2 separate regions of the Homo sapiens genome follow, and region 2 is linked to region 1. Evidence: read pairs that join two places in POLR2A ChIA-PET (ENCODE). Cell type or tissue: K562. All regions are shown on one strand.

Region 1 (8,000 bases):
AGATTATAATATTCTACCATTTGCTTGCACCATGAACGGACCATTCTTTTTCTAGTTGGATAGTTAGATTGTTTCCAATATTGTATAAAGAACATAGTGACATAAGTCTTTGAGGTAATATTATAATTTGATATAAAACTGTATTTTAAAAACATTTTGAACACCACACATTAGGTCAGATGGATTACCTAATTATGGGTGCAAAATTAATAAAACACCTGGGGCTGGGCACAGTGGCTCACACCTATAATCCCAGCACTTTGGGAGGCCAAGACAGAAGCTCACTTGAGGTCAGGAGTTGGAGATAAGCCTGGCCAACATGGTGAAACCCCATCTCCACTAAAAATACAAAAATTAGCTGGGCGTGTTTGCATGCGCTTGTAATCCCACCTACTTGGGAGGCTGAGGCAGGAGAATCGCTTGAACCCAGGAGGCAGAGGTTACAGTGAGCTGAGATGGCACCACTATACTCCAGCCTGGGCAACAGAGCAAGACTGGCTCTAAACAAATAAATAAGTAAATAAATAAACAAAATAAAATATGCCTGTCTTCAAGGAGTTCAAAATTCTGGAAAACCATTTAGCTATATGTATGAAGAGCCTTAAAAATAGTTTTACCCTTTGCTCTAAGAATTTCACTTCTGTATATTTATCATAGAAAATAATTATAAAGCCTTATTAAGATATGTAGCAGGCCGGGTGCGGTGGCTCATGCCTGTAATCCCAGCACTTTGGGAGGCCGAGGTGGGCGGATCATCTGAGGTTGGGAGTTCGAGACCAGCCTGACCAACATGGAAGAACCCGTCTCTACTAAAAATACAAAATTAACCAAGCGTGGTGGCGCATGCCTGTGATCCCAGCTACTCCGGAGGCTGAGGCAGGAGAATCTCTTGAACCCAGGAAGGTGGAGGCTGCAGTGAGCCGAGATCGTACCATTGCACTCCAGCCTGGGCAACAAAAGTGAAACTCTGTCTCAAAAAAAAAGATATGCAGCAACACAGAAAAAAGCAAATGCTATAATGTTAAGTGGAAAATAGTGTTATAACTAAAATACAGTCATGTGCTGCATAACAATGTTTTTGTCAATGAATGACAGAACAGACTGCATTATACCACTCTGGCCCCTATAAGGTTATAATACTGTATTTTTACTGTACCTTTTCTATAGGATGTTTAGATACACAAATACCATTGTGTTACAATTGGCTACAATATTCAGTACAGTAACATGCTGTACAGGTTTGTAGCCTAGGAGCAAGCAGTAGGCTATATCATATAGCTTAGGTGAATAGTGGGCTATACCACCTAGGTTTGTGTAAATACATTGTCTGATGTTTGCACAATGATGAAAGTGCCTAACAACATATTTCTCAGAACATATCCCCATTGTTAAGCGATGCATGACTGTACATGCAAAGGAAAAAGACTGGAGGGACACATCAAATGATATTTGTGTTAGAGTGATTAAATTGTTTTTGCCAATTTTTCTGCGTGATACCTAATTTTTAAGTTTTTTGTTCCGTTGTTTTTTTTTTAAATACTCTTATTTAGTGTGGGGATACTTTGTTCTTGAGGATTTCTATCTGGTTCATATATTTGCCATTCTCAATTGACTCTAAAAAGGTATGAGCAGCAGCGGGACAATCTTGCCCAACAGTCATTCAACATGGAACAAGCCAATTATACCATCCAGTCTTTGAAGGACACCAAGACCACGGTACTCCCAAAACACCTTTTCCTGTTATTTCATGTATTTATTCTTATTCTCTTTTCCGATGGCTTTTTAAAGACAGTTTAACCAGCCAGGCACAGTGGCTCACGCCTGTAATCCCAACACTTTGGGAGGCTGAGGTGGGTGGATCACCTGATGTCAGGAGTTTGAGACCAGCCTGACCAACATGGTGAAACCCTGCCTCTACTAAAAATACAAAAATTAGCTGGGTGTGGTGGCGTGCACCTGTAATCCCAGCTACCTGGGAGTCTGAGGCAGGAGAATCACTTGAACCCAGGAGGCGGAGGTTGCAGTGAGCCATTGCACTCCAGCCTGGGCAGCAAGAGTGCAACTCTGTCTCAAATAAATAAATAAATAAATAAAGACAATTTAACCAACATGACTTACTAAAACATTGTGTTTTCTTCTTCCTTTTCTTAGGTTGATGCTATGAAACTGGGAGTAAAGGAAATGAAGAAGGCATACAAGCAAGTGAAGATCGACCAGATTGAGGTGAGACATATGCTAGTTTCTGCAAGAATGTGCACTAGTTTCTGAGAGAATCCAAACGAGTGTGCATGTGATAGGAAGAGCACAGGAGAGGAACTGAATCTTGGGGCTGCCATTTACTAGTAGAGTAACTTCGAGAAAGGGTACCAAATGTCTCAGTTTCCTCAGTGCAAGGATCCTAATACCACATACAGTTACAGACAGTCCCCGATTTAAGACGGTTCAACTTAACGATTTTTCAGTTTGATGATGGTGCGAAAACTATATGCATTCAGTAGAAACCATACTTTGAGTATCCACGTAACCATTCTGTTTTTCAGTTTCCATACAATATTTAATAAATTACATGAGATACTCAACACTTTATTATGAAATAGGCTGTTAGATGATTTTGCCCAACTGTAGGCTAATGTAAGTGTTCTGAGCACAATTAAGGTAGGCTAGGCTAAGTGATGGTTCAGTAAGTTAGGTGTATTGAATGCACTTTCTACTTAAGATATTTTGAACTTAAGATGGGTTTATCAGGATGTAACCCTATCATAAGTCAAGGAACTTCTATATTATGAGGATGAAATAAATGAGCTAGTATCTCTACACACACAATGCCTGGCCTATGATAAGCATCCAGTAGTTACTTTTAACTAATTCGATGATATTTAGTCTGTTTCTTCGATGGTAGTGGTGTTGTTGCCTATTCCCAGGATTGTCATGAGTGTTAAATGAAGGTATGTAGGTAAAGTGTATGTAAAATGTTTAACCCAACTCCTGGCGTGGTAGACTTGGTTCCCTTTTCTAGTAATTCTCTTTAGATTTTTAATAATAATGTCATTAGTTCCTTAAAGTTAGCATTTCTTATTGGAATTGGGTTTTGACCAGGGAGATGAGCCCTAAGAGCTTGGCAGCTCTCAGCTGTCAGATGAACAGCCCAGGTGGCAAGAAGAGATAGCAGAGGGAGTGAGTGGTGACTGGTCAGAGGAGAGAGGCTTCCTTTCTGCATATAAAATGGCGCTCTTGACCTTTACCCCCCTGACTAGAATGTCCATTTCCTTGAATGCAGGGACTTGATTTTGTTCACTACTGTGTCCCCAGTGCCCATAACAATGCCCTGCCATGGTTGGTGCTCAGAAAGTATTTGCTGGTTGATGAATCAGAGGCTATAAAGGGAGATAAAGCAAAAAAAAAAAAAAAAAGAGAGAAAGCAGTACAGCCTGATTCAAGCAGTGTTTGTTAAAATACCAGGCATTTTATTGCCTCTGCAAAGATATTCTCTCATAAAGCTGATCTTTAGTAAGAGTGAAGGCAGGCTGGGCATGGTGGCTCACTCCTGTAATCCCAGCACTTTGGGAGGCCGAGGCGGGTGGATCATGAGGTCAGGAGATCAAGACCATCCTGGCTAACACGGTGAAACCCTGTCTCTACCAAAAATACAAAAAATTAGCCGAGCATGGTGGTGTGTGCCTGTAGTCCCAGCTGTTCGGGAGGCTGAGGCAGGAGAATGGCAACCCGAGAGCAGAGCTTGCAGTGAGCCAAGATTGCGCCACTGCACTCCAGCCTGGGCGACAGAGCAAGACTCCGTCTCAAAAAAAAATAAAAGAGTGAAGGCATTCCTCCCCTCTCTTATTTTTTCAAGCATCCCTCTTAGGTTGCCTTTGTCTGTCTCTAATCCTCCACAAATGTTTGCATACATGGAATTAAACTTTGTGATACTCTCTAAGAGCTTCACTGATGAAAGTGTTCTGTATATGCTTGTCTTTTTTTGTTGTTGTTGTTGAGACAGAGTCTCGTTCTGTCACCAAGGCTGGAGTGCAGTGTGATCTCGGCTCACTGCAACCTCCGCCTCCTGGGTTCAAGCAATTCTCCTGCCTCAGCCTTCCAGATAGCTGGGATTACAGGTGCCTGCCACCACACCCAGCTAATTTTTGTATTTTTTTAGTAGAGATGGGGTTTCGCCATGTTGGCCAGGCTAGTCTCAAACTCCTGACCTCAAGTGATCCGCCCACCTCGGCCTCCCAAAGTGCTGGGATTACAGGTATGAGCCACCACTCCCAGCCATTTTTTTTTTTGTATAATATCATTTGCCATTAAAATATAATGAAATGCAATGGTATTTTCTGCTTTTAGGGTTCCTTGTGTTTTAATTAAAGCTATTTAATAGGAACAAAAGAGAAACTTTGGTCTTGGTGAATGCTTTGTATGTCTCTTCGTCTTTCACCTGTGGTTGTCTGTCTGTCTCCCTGCCTAATTATCCTTTTCCTGTCCTCCAATAGATTGCCAGCATGACAGGTGGAGAGCCCCTTTAACTCTTTTGGTGTGTATGTGTCTTTGGTTAGATCGAATTTTTTGGTCAGATTTATTTTCCTAAAATGCTTTACTTAGAAAATATTTTCATTGTTTTATAGCTTTAACTTTTTATTTTGCTGTTGTGTGTGTGTAGGTCTGTTTTTCTTCTGCTTTTTCAGTTGCTGCATATCACTTTGTCAATGTTCTTTTTAGCTTAGTGCTTTTTTTTTTTATATTGCTTTTGTTTGTTTATACAATAGAGAACCAGTTAATGGTTTGTGGGATAAATTTTTTCTGTGTCTATCCTGGAGTCTTGCTAGGAATCCTATTCATAGATGATCCGGGAAGATGTGTCTTGATGTGTAATACTATTGTATAAGCTTGACTTGATTAGCTTTCTCTATGTTATTTTCATTGTCTTTAATTATTACTCAGCCAGTGCTTCTCTGTGTAGCAGAGTGTTAAATATGCATATAATTTGGCAGTTTGGTACTTGGAAATACAGAAAATCAAAGTTTAAAAAAAAAATTTCCCCTCCATTTTACTACCCTTTTCACCTTTCACCTTTATGGGGGCCAGGAAGGAATTTTCTTTTTTCTTTTTTTTTTGCTGTTGCCTAGGCTGGATTATAGTGACTCAGTCTCAGCTCACCGCAACCTCTGCCTCCCAGGCTCAAGCCATCCTTCTACTTCAGTCTCCTGAGTAGCTGAGACTACAAGCATGCACCATGCCCAGCTAATTTTTGTATTTTTTTGTGGAGATGAGGTTTTGCCATGTTCCCCAGGTTGGTCCCAAACTCCTGAGCTCAAGTGATCCGCCCTCTTTTGCCTCCCAGAGTGCTTGGATTACAGGCATAAGCTACTGCACCCAGCAGAATTTTCAAATGTCTTGCATTGCTTTAGAAATTCTGAAGGATAAATGGTGCTGATTTGGTCCTTTTGCTTTATCAACACTAGTTCTGTTCCTGTCTGTGTGGAATTTTAGTATATGAAGAGTGTATTGTTGTTCCGCACATAATTAACACAGTAAAATATATATAGTATTAGGTGCTTAGTGTTTTACATATATTATTGCAATAAATCCTTACAATAACCCCAGTGAGATATGGCTATTTTATTTATTTATTTATTTTTGAAACAGAGTCTCGCTCTGTCGCCCAGGCTAGAGTGCGGTGGCGCGATCTCGGCTCACTGCAACCTCTGCCTCCTGGGTTCAAACGATTTTCCTGCCTCAGCCTCCCGGGTAGCTGGGATTACAGGCGCATGCCACCATGCCTGGCTAATTTTTTGTATTTTAGTAGAGATGGGGTTTCACCATGTTGCCCAGACTGGTTGCGAACTCCTGAGTTCAGGCAATCCACCCACTTTGGCCTCCTGAAGTGCTAGGATTACAGGCATGAGCCACCGCGCCTGGCCAGATATGGCTATTAATAATTCCATTTTACAGATGAGGAAAATAAGGCTTAGAGACATTACTTCTCATTGAGTAATGGCAAAATTGAACTTGGGTATATCTGACTCCAGAGTCTCACTCCTAACCATTATACCAGCTGCCCTTTGTTATGCTATACCACTTCTTAGATTGGTTTCATATTACAGTTTACCCTTGAACAGCAAATGCAGTTTGAACTGCACGAGTCACTTATATGCAGATATTTTTCAACCAAACGAGGATCGAAAATATAGTGTTTGCAGGATGCGAAACCACCCATATGGAGGACCAACTGGGGACTTGGGTGTGGGCAGATTTTGGTATAGACAGACATCCTGGAACCAATCCCTTGCGTGTACCAAGGGACAACTGCATTTTTAGCCTTGTAGTAATCTCCCAGTTAAGCACAGGTAGATTATTCACACAGGGTTTATGCCCTTGGTCCATTTTTTTCACCAGCCTTGTCTTGGCTGTGACACCTATCCTGATTCCCTTTCTGATTCTCCATCCAGGGTGGGCCCATGTACAACTCACTTTTTGTACCACTTCAGTTGTTTCTACTCTTGCCTCCTTTCTCTACACAGTGTAATCTGTCTTTCGCTGACTTGAGAAGAATAATTTGCTTGTCTCAGTAACCTCCCTGTCTTCATTAACTAGAAAATGATTGACAGTTTAGATCAAGATAATTGCTTGATTTAATGTTTCAAGTAAAACTTTCTGTAATAGTAGACAGCTGACAATCATCTATTCTCACATAGGACTTTGGGCTTCCATGAGGCACTTTAAAATCAAATCCAGCCGGGCACAGTAGCTCATGCCTATAATCCCAGCACTTTGGGAGGCTGAGGTGGGCAGATCACCTGAGGTCAGGAGTTTGAGACCAGCCTAACCAACATGGCAAAACCCCACCTCTACTGAAAATACAAAAATTAGCTAGGCGTGGTGGTGCACACTTGTAATGTCAGCTATTTGGAGGCTGAGGCAGGAGAATCACTTGAACCCGGGAAGTGAAGGTTGCAGTGAGCTGAGATTGCACCATTGCACTCCAGCCTGGGTGACAAAGCGAGACTCCATCTCAATAAATAAATAAATAAAGTAAAAAATAAAATGAGAGATCATCAATTCTATTCTTTAAGTTCACATTTTGCCACCAAAAATAGGCAAGGGATTATGTGGGTCAGTAACATTCATAATTATTGTTAGAGGAGGTCTTTGGGCTTATGGTTTTTAATTCTTTAAGCATTCTCTCATACTTTTAATTAGAAGGGATGTTTTAAGAGTTACTTGAACCTGTCCTTTAGAGGAGTGTCTGCTCAGTTGTTAACATTAAAAAATTGCTAGCCAAAGACTGGGATAGGGGAGGTGAACTAACAGTTGTTGAGAACTGTTTATGTGCTTGGCATTTTATATACATTATCTTTTTAAAAATTGCTCATGTCTAGATTCAAAGGAGAATGTAGGGGAAAAGGGTAGTTAAAAGAAAATGGTAAATGAGAGAAAATCCTCTCATATATATTTCCGTAGGATTTACAAGACCAGCTAGAGGATATGATGGAAGATGCAAATGAAATCCAAGAAGCACTGAGTCGCAGTTATGGCACCCCAGAACTGGATGAAGATGATTTAGAAGCAGGTAAGTTATGAGAAAAGTAATGTATATTTAGTTTTGGAGTCCAAAAGCAACAGCTGCCTGGGACCTTTTCTCAAATGCTAGTGAAAATTTCTATCAGGATTTCCTGAAGGTTAGTTTATGGTACTGTCCCTGGGCAAAGAGCTTGTGAGGCAGCCACATCAGATTGCATACTCCACCAACAACAGTGGGATGGATCAACTCTGAAGGAAGTCCAGGTACAGGCTGACCTGGTGCTTGGTATCTGTAAGTGTCCTCCACGTGGCCTTTCCTTGCTGTATTCCTTTTGATTTTGTTCTCACTATTTTCCTAGTTGGAGTCCTCTCCCTCAGAACAGCAAAACCAATTAAGAAACAATAATTAGGGCCAGGTGCCCTAATCCCAGCACTTTGGAAGGCCAAGGTAGGCGGATCCACTCAAGCCCAGGAGTTCGAGACCT
Region 2 (8,000 bases), 130 kb before region 1:
ACACCCACTGTTCTTTCCACCAACTCACCATCCAAGCCACTATTTGTTTCTTTCCCTAGGACCTCTTTTTCTTTTTCTTTTTTTTAAGAGACAGTTTCTCGCTCTGTTACCCAGACCAGAGTGCAATGGCATGATTATCGAACTCCTGGGCTCAAGCAATCCTCTCGCCTCAGCCTCCCGTGGGACTGCAGTGCATGCTACCACACCCAGCTAAGTGAGAAACATTTTTTCAACAGGAAACAGAATACATCTGTGGTCTCAGTACCCTGCATTTGGGAACAGAGAGAAAAACAAAGAATTTGCTGAAAAAAAATAGGCCAGGTGCGGTGGCTCACACCTGTAATTCCAGCATTTTGGGAGGCTGAGATGGGTGGATCACCTGAGGTCAGGAGTTCGAGACCAGCCTGGCCAACATGGTAAAACCATGTCTCTATTAAAAATACAAAAATTAGCTGGGCGTGGTGGCACTTGCCTGTGATCCCAGCTACCTGGGAGGCTGAGGCAGGAGAATCGCTGGAACCTGGGAAGTGGAGGCTGCAGTGAGCCGAGATCATGCCACTGCACTCTAGCCTGGGCAACAAAGCAAGACTCCATCTCAAAAAGAAAAAAATAATAAAAAATAAATTAAAGGAGACTGCCAGACAAGGTCCACACAGCAGACCGTAGGTGGCCAAGTGGGAAGCTAGACCAACTGGGCACAGTGGGGCCAGGTGCTCATCCATTCATCTGTGCTCAGAAACAGTCCTGCCACATGCCTGACCTGCCACACTTGGTAGTTCTTCTAAAACATGACTTAAAAGTGACTTCGTCAGCAATGAACCACTGACTGACCTCAGTGGAACTGCCATTTCTCATGCCTTACTCTCTCCCTCATTAAAGTCCCACTCAACCTTCAAAGGCCAAGCACTCAAGTTGCTTTCGCAATGCTGGTAGCTTTCTGTCTATTGCAGAGGCTTTCATGCTGTGCAGTGCAAGAAGAATCATCTGCAGAAGTATGTGAATTTACAGGTTCTTGAGTCCTACTCACCAGATTGATTTGATAAGCCTGGGGCAGGGGCCCAGGAATCTGCATTTTAACAAGCACTGTAGGTAACTGCAATTTTGATGCAATTCCCTGGACTACATTTTGAGAAACGCTGGTTTACAGGTTCACTTATTAACTACCACTTCCCTCCCACCCTCATGAAGCAATTTAAGAATGAGGTCAAGAAAAACAACTTACACTCAGGAACTACTGTGTATTTTCCTCTCTGAAAATGTGTAACATGTTTTGCTTTCAGCTTTTGCAAATGGTCAAATATAATAACTACGTTGGGACCCATGGTTTGAATATCTTTTTTTTTTTTTTTAAACTGGGTCTTGCTCTGTAGCCCAGGCTGAATTGCAGTGGTGCCAGCTCACTGCAGCCTCAAACTGCTGGGCCCAAGCGATCCTCCTGGGCTGTGGTCTCGGCCTCCTGAGTAGCTGGGATCACAGTCACGAGCCACACAGCTCAGCTAATTTTTAAATTTTTTGTAGAGATAAGGTCTCACCTGAGATGTTGCCAGGCAAGTCTCAAGCTCCTGGTCTCAAGAGATTTTCCTGTCTTGGCCTCCCAAAGTGTTGGGATTACAGGCATGAGCCACTGTGCCTGACTAAATATCTACCTTTTCACTCTTCCTCTTAATTTTCTAAGTTCCATTTTCTCTTTATTTATTTATTTTTGAGGAGGAGTCTCACTCTGTCGCCCAGGCTGGAGTGCAGTGGTGCGATCTCAGCTCACTGCAACCTCCGCCTCCCAGGTTTCAAGCGATTCTCCTGCCTCAGCCTCCCAAGTAGGTGGGACTACAGGCATGTGCCACCACACCCAGCTAATTTTTTGTATTTTTAGTAGAGCCGGGGTTTCACCATGTTGGCCAGGCAGGATGGTCTCGATCTCCTGACCTCACGATCCACCCACCTTGGCCTCCCAAAGTGCTGGGATTACAGGCATGAGCCACCATGCCCAGCCCATTTTCTCTTTTTCTGATTTTAAATTTATATTGGTCCTTTTTATGGTATATGTTCTTATAAGCCACCTCAAAAACTTCAGGAAACAGGTAAAGCAACCATTTTTTGGAGTTCAAACCAAATGTCATCCCCTCTTCAGAGCTTTCCCCAGTCCCCTCTCGGGATCAATCAGTCCCCACTCCATATGCCTGCAAAATCCTTCACAAACCTTGGCTGGAGCCCTGCAGAGATGAGGCACCAGTCGACCTGCCTGCTTCCTCCCTTAGAATCTTGACGGCAGGGATTGTGTCCCATTCCTTTCTATGCTGGGACAGTTCCTGGCAGCAAGAGCAGCAATCATGTATTGACCCACACTGCACTTGTTCAACTAAGAGGTGAGAAGCTGAGCTCACAGAGCTGGGAGCCATCTTGCCTTTGATGTTTTAGAATCTAAGATTTTAGTCTTAAATTACAGTTAAGATCAAGATGGGGCAAAAACACTCTCATTTCTGCCAGACGAGGTCTTCACAGCAAGCCTAGGTGGCCAAGTGGGAAGCTGGACCAACTGGGCAAAGTTGCGCCAGTTGCTCATCCATTCATCTGTGCTCAGAAACAGTCTGCCACATGAGGCCTTTTGTTTCTAGGTTTAGCACCTGATTCATGAGCTACAGCCACCACCCCCCAACCCCTCCAGCACCCCATCAATTTTAAAATAAGTTTTCTCCAGGCTCTAGGCCTAGCATCTGACACTTTGTGGCAACGGATGGCCTAACCTCCTAATAAAAATGGTGCATTTTCTTGGCTAAGCCTCACATAGCCACACCAAACAGGCTCTTCACCAAATGTCACTATTTCCTTGAGAGAATAATCCCAAAGCTCAAAGTTTTACATGGGTCACAAAATCACCAGAAAAACCTCAGGTGGTCACTCAGCCCAGGATGCTCTCGCCAAGGGTATCAAGGCCTAAATCTAAGGAAACAGCACCATGATCAGATTCTGCCACCTCAAAGGGCCAGGATCCACCTCGAATCAGACCCTAGAGAATCCTGGCAGACAAGGGCCAATAGAGCTGTGGGAATTATGTGTTGGCCCCATGGTTACACAGGAAAGAAACTGAAGGCCATACAGGAAGACAGACTTCCTCAAGAACACCCTTGGATTGGCAAAAAAGCTGTCCTAACTTCCCCTTAAATAATCTTCCAGGGTTCTGATATTCCTGGATGCATCCACACAGTGGATAGCAAATCACAGCACACGTGCCTTTACTGTCCCTGCGCTGTACCCACGGGGATTCTGTCTCAGAATCTTTTCCAATTTAGGGGCCAGGGGGGCCTTCAACTGATGGAGGTGGCATAAAAGTGAATCTTATTTGACATCACTGAACTAAACCATTCTCAAGCATTAATTCTATACCATATGTGGTCACAGATCCCCAATTCTGTGGGGCAGTAGAAGCAAGGAGAGGACATGGGGAAACCTCTGGGAGACCCCAGAACAGGCAGCATGACAGTTCCACTTCTGTCCAGTGGGGAAGCCACAGAAATGCAAAGCCTTGGGGTCAAGAAAGAGTGACTGGGGGTCACAAGCTTTTAAAGCCCAGTAAACAAGCTCCCAAGTAGTGTTTGGTCTCTGGAGGAAAAATTCCCAAGAGGAATTTCTGCTTTCTTTGGTCCTCACTCAAGGGCAGATTCCTCCTTCTCACTCCTTCCGCTGGAATTTCTGGAAAGTGTGGAAACTGTGCCTGCCCACAGATATCACTACCAGGGAAAGGTTCTGAGGCCTACTTGCCTATAAACTCCATATTAGCCCCAGGAAGATCTTGCTGTATATCTGTCCTTTTAGAACTAGAGCGCTTCCAGAAGGGATGATTTCAGCTTCTCAGAAAGGTTTAGAATGGTCTAGGCATCTGGCATTTTATTTTAAGACTTTCACCTCCAGGCTGGGGCAGCCACCTGTGTCCTCTGGGCTCTCCTCTCAATCTGGAGCCAGTCACTGACAAGTAGCCCAGGAAGAATTCCAGAGTCACACTTACCACTACTCCCTCCAGGGTCCCATGCCTCACTGCCAAGTCAGGATGCTGGTGAGGATGCTTCGCTTTGCACCTCCTTAGGCCATTTGTTAGAAGAGATTTAGACATTTGACACACAGTCTACAGGAACTAAATGCAATTTTCTTTCTTTTCTTTTTTTTTTTTTTGAGACAGAGTCTCACTCTGTCACTCAGGCTGGAGTGCAGTGGTGCAATTTCAGCTCACTGCAGCCTCTGCCTCCTGGGTTCAAGTGATTCTCTTGCCTCAGCCTACTGAGTACCTGGGAATATAGGTGCATGTCACCACACACCACATCCAGCTAATTTTTGTATTTTTAGTAAAGACGGGGTTTCGCCATGTTGGCCAGGCTGGTCTTGAACTCCTGACCTCAGGTGATCCACCCGCCTCAGCCTCCCAAAGTGCTGGGATTACAGGCGAGAGCCACCACACCTGGCCCCCAAATGCAATTTTCAAGGGAAGGCAACACAGTAGGAAGGAATCACAGGAGGAAGGAATTACAGCCTAGGTTTCAAATCACTCCTCCACCTCTAAAAAGCTACAGTCAAGTTTTATAACCTCTCTAAACTTTGTTGGTGACAGCACAGTTCCTAACACACACTAGGCCTATGACATACATTTGCTGAATACAAGAATAATATTTGTATGTAGACCTCACACTCTAAGAGGAAGACAAGTCATTCTTTTTTTTTTTTTTTTTTTCCCCCTGAGATGGAGTTTCTCCATCACCCAGTCTGGAGTGCAATGTGCCATCCCGGCTTACTGCAACCTCCCCCTCAGGTTCAAGTGATTCTCCCGCCTCAGCCTCCCAAGTAGCTGGGATTACAGGCACCTGCCACCACGCCCAGCTGATTTTTGTATTTTCATAGAGACAGGGTTTCACCGTGTTGGCCGGGCTGGTCTTGAACTTCTGACCTCGGGTGATCTGCCCACCTCGGCCTCCCAGAATGCTGGGATTACAGGCATGAGCCCCCATGCCCGGCCAAGTCATTCTTGATAGAGAGAATTCAGTAGAGGATAAGGTGTCATAAAAAGAGACTGTTTACTGAGGAGAGTCAGCAGAGTTCAACTATACCAGCATACCTAACATATGGAAGAACAAAGGGCATTAACACAGTTACAGAAAAAGAAGAGTGCTGGTGAGAGACTGCACAAAACAATGGGAAAAATAGTTTTATGTTGCAACAAAATACAGCATGAGCAAAGTGAACATATATATAATAGATGCAGGAGGCTGAGGTGGAAAGATTGCTTGAGGCCAGGAGTTCAAGATTGGCCTGAGCAACATATTAAGACTTCCATCTCTAAAAAATAAAATAAAATTAGCCAAGTCTGGTGGTGCATACCTGTAGTCCCAACTACTCAGGAGGCTGAGGTGGGAGGATCGCTTAAGCCCAGGATTGCGAGGCCACAATGAGTCATGATCATACCACTGCACTCCAGTCTGGGTGACAGAGCAAAACCCCAACTCTTAAAAAAAAAATTGTAAATAAATAAGTAAATAACAGATTCAGAAGATATCTGCAATGTCTGAGACCAGGAAGGGATTAATATCTAGGATGTATAAGGAATTCCTGCATATCTTCAAGAAAAATATAAGAACTCCAGTGAAAAACAGGCAAAGGATTATAATGAATAAGCAATTTACCTAAGAGGAATCCCAAAGACCATCAGGCATATGAAGAAATGCTCCAGCTCATTGGTAATCAGAGAAAAACAAGTTAAAACAAAGAGTTATCCTAGCACATCTATTAGTTTGGCAAAAAATAGGAAGCTGGTTAATGCTGATTATTCACGGAGACACAGAGCCTGTCATGCTCTGCTGGTGGAAATGTAAACTGAGGCAGCCATTCTGGAGCTGTGTCTGGCACCCCTGAATCAACATAAACATGCTCACACGTTGCCCATAAAGGAAACGTTTAAGGATTTTCCTCACAGCAATATTTGTGAAGGTAATGCTGGAGGCAGTCCAGGAGTCCCTCATTACAGAAGGGAAAAAGAAACACTGGGATGGATGACAATCATGAGGTATTATTCAGCAGTTAGAATCAACATGCTGGACATATACACGGCAACGTGGATGGACCTTAAAAACAAAGGTGCACACTTGGCACTGATTCTTGTTTTCTAATTATGATTCTCTACTAAAAGGAACTAGAGCTCATTGGAGAAGTGACTGACTCTAGGGCTGAGTTGGGGAAAGAACAAGAGGACCATGGAACTTCTTGCTGTGCCTAAAAGTAAAAAAAAAAAAAAAAATGCTCAAAGAGTAATAGGATATGTCAAAAGAAAACAGGAACCAGGAACCTCTAAAGAGGAATCCCAAAGACCATTCCCCTGAAGGGGATCTTATTGGCTAAATCTGGGATAGTCTGAACATCAGAATACATAATGATAGTAAAGGATTATGATTTAATGAAGTAAGAATGCATAGGTCTGCATTAATATATGAATTAATTAATAGGGAAAAAGGGTAAGCTCTTCCTTATAGAAGAATGCCAAAATTAACAAACATAGAAGGAATAATGGAATTAGAAAACCATCAACTACCATAATAACTGATTCAGGCAAGAATCATTTGTAGATGCTAAAACCCAGTGGATATCAAGAAAACGATGAAAGGTAAGAAAAAAAATTTAAAAAAAAAAAAGTGGATGAAAGTTTGAGGAGTAACAGGACAAGTATATGCCCATAAGATACTTAAAAAATTTTTTTATTTATTTACTTTTTTTTTTTGAGACAGAGTCTCACTCTGTCACCCTGGCTAGAGTGCAGTGGCGTGATTTCAGCTCACTGCAACCTCCGCCTCCCAGGCTCAAGCAAGCCTTGTGCCTCAGCCTCCTGAGTAGCTGGAACTACAAATGCGCCACCACGCCAGGCTAATTTTTTGTATTTTTTATAGAGATGGCGTTTCACCATGTTATGTTGGCTAGGATGGTTTCAAACTTCTGACCTCAAGCAATTTGCCCGCCTCAGCCTCCTAAAGTGCTGGGATTACAGACATGAGCTACTACGCCCGGCCAGATAGTTTTAATTTAAAATGGTAAAATAGTAACTATAATGGAGTAATGCCAAATGCCACTACAATGAAATCCTCAAGGTTCACACTGCCAATAAGGAACAAACTGACAGTGTGTGTCTCTAGATCTCGTTACACTGAGAAGAACTCAGCATCATTTCAGTGGTATTCCTGTCAAAAGTGAATAACCTGAATCTGATCAGGAGGAAACATCAGACAGACCTAAACTGAGAGACCTTCTACAAAATAACTGGCCTGTACTCTTCAACAATGTCACTGTCATGAAATCCAAAGGGCTTGGGAATTATTTCAGATTACAAGACACTAAGAGACATGACAACTGAATACAACACATGGTTTTCTTCTACCATCAAGGCTATTATTGGGGCACCTGACAAAGTCTTCCTAAGGCCTGTAGATGACATAGCAGAAATGTTTCAATGTTGATGTCCTGATTGTTAATTATACTATGTTTATATATATATTTTTAAATCACCTTGTTGTTAGGAAATATACACTGAATATTTAAGGGTAAAAGGAGATATATATAGATATAGATATAGATATATACACACACACATATATATGAGAGAGAGAGATCTAGATACATCTATCTAAAATTATATTAATATCTATCTATCTACAGGTAGATACACACACACACACACACACACACACACACACAGAGCGAGAGAGAGAGAGAGAGAGAAGGAAAAAGTAAATATAGTAAAATGTTAACATTTAGGGACTCCAAAGGATATCCAGGAATTCTTTGTATTAGTCTAACAACTTTTCTGTAAGTCTGAAGTTATGTCAAACTTTTTAAAAATAAAAAAAAAAAACAGAACTGGATGAAAAACATATAATCAAAATGAGCTATAAAATGCCATTTACATATGTTTAAAAAAATGTATATATACTGTGTGACTCCATTTATGTGACATCCTCAAAAAGACAAAACAATAG

The links. ChIA-PET counts read pairs that join two places held together with the same protein. Peaks named below come from ENCODE experiments on the same cell type or tissue, not always from the same donor. Only the 100,000 strongest peaks of a DNase experiment are listed, where the experiment ranks them.
Region 2: POLR2A ChIA-PET joins it to region 1 with 5 read pairs; 2 of 35 experiments call an interaction of 5 or more read pairs at or near these places.

The regions. Positions count from the first base shown.
Region 1 is chr9:33,269,001-33,277,000 of GRCh38, forward strand. CHMP5 (charged multivesicular body protein 5) reads left to right here. Exons shown (of 8, transcript NM_016410.6): 4 at 1,623-1,716; 5 at 2,152-2,223; 6 at 7,456-7,564. Among named protein-coding and RNA genes, the nearest start is that of CHMP5, 8.0 kb to the left of the region's middle. In K562, no CTCF peak of the experiment used is centred here; a DNase peak (open chromatin) is centred at 3,181.
Region 2 is chr9:33,142,548-33,150,547 of GRCh38, forward strand. The region is part of intron 1 of B4GALT1 (beta-1,4-galactosyltransferase 1); the gene reads right to left. Among named protein-coding and RNA genes, the nearest start is that of B4GALT1-AS1, 20 kb to the right of the region's middle. In K562, no CTCF peak of the experiment used is centred here; no DNase peak of the experiment used is centred here.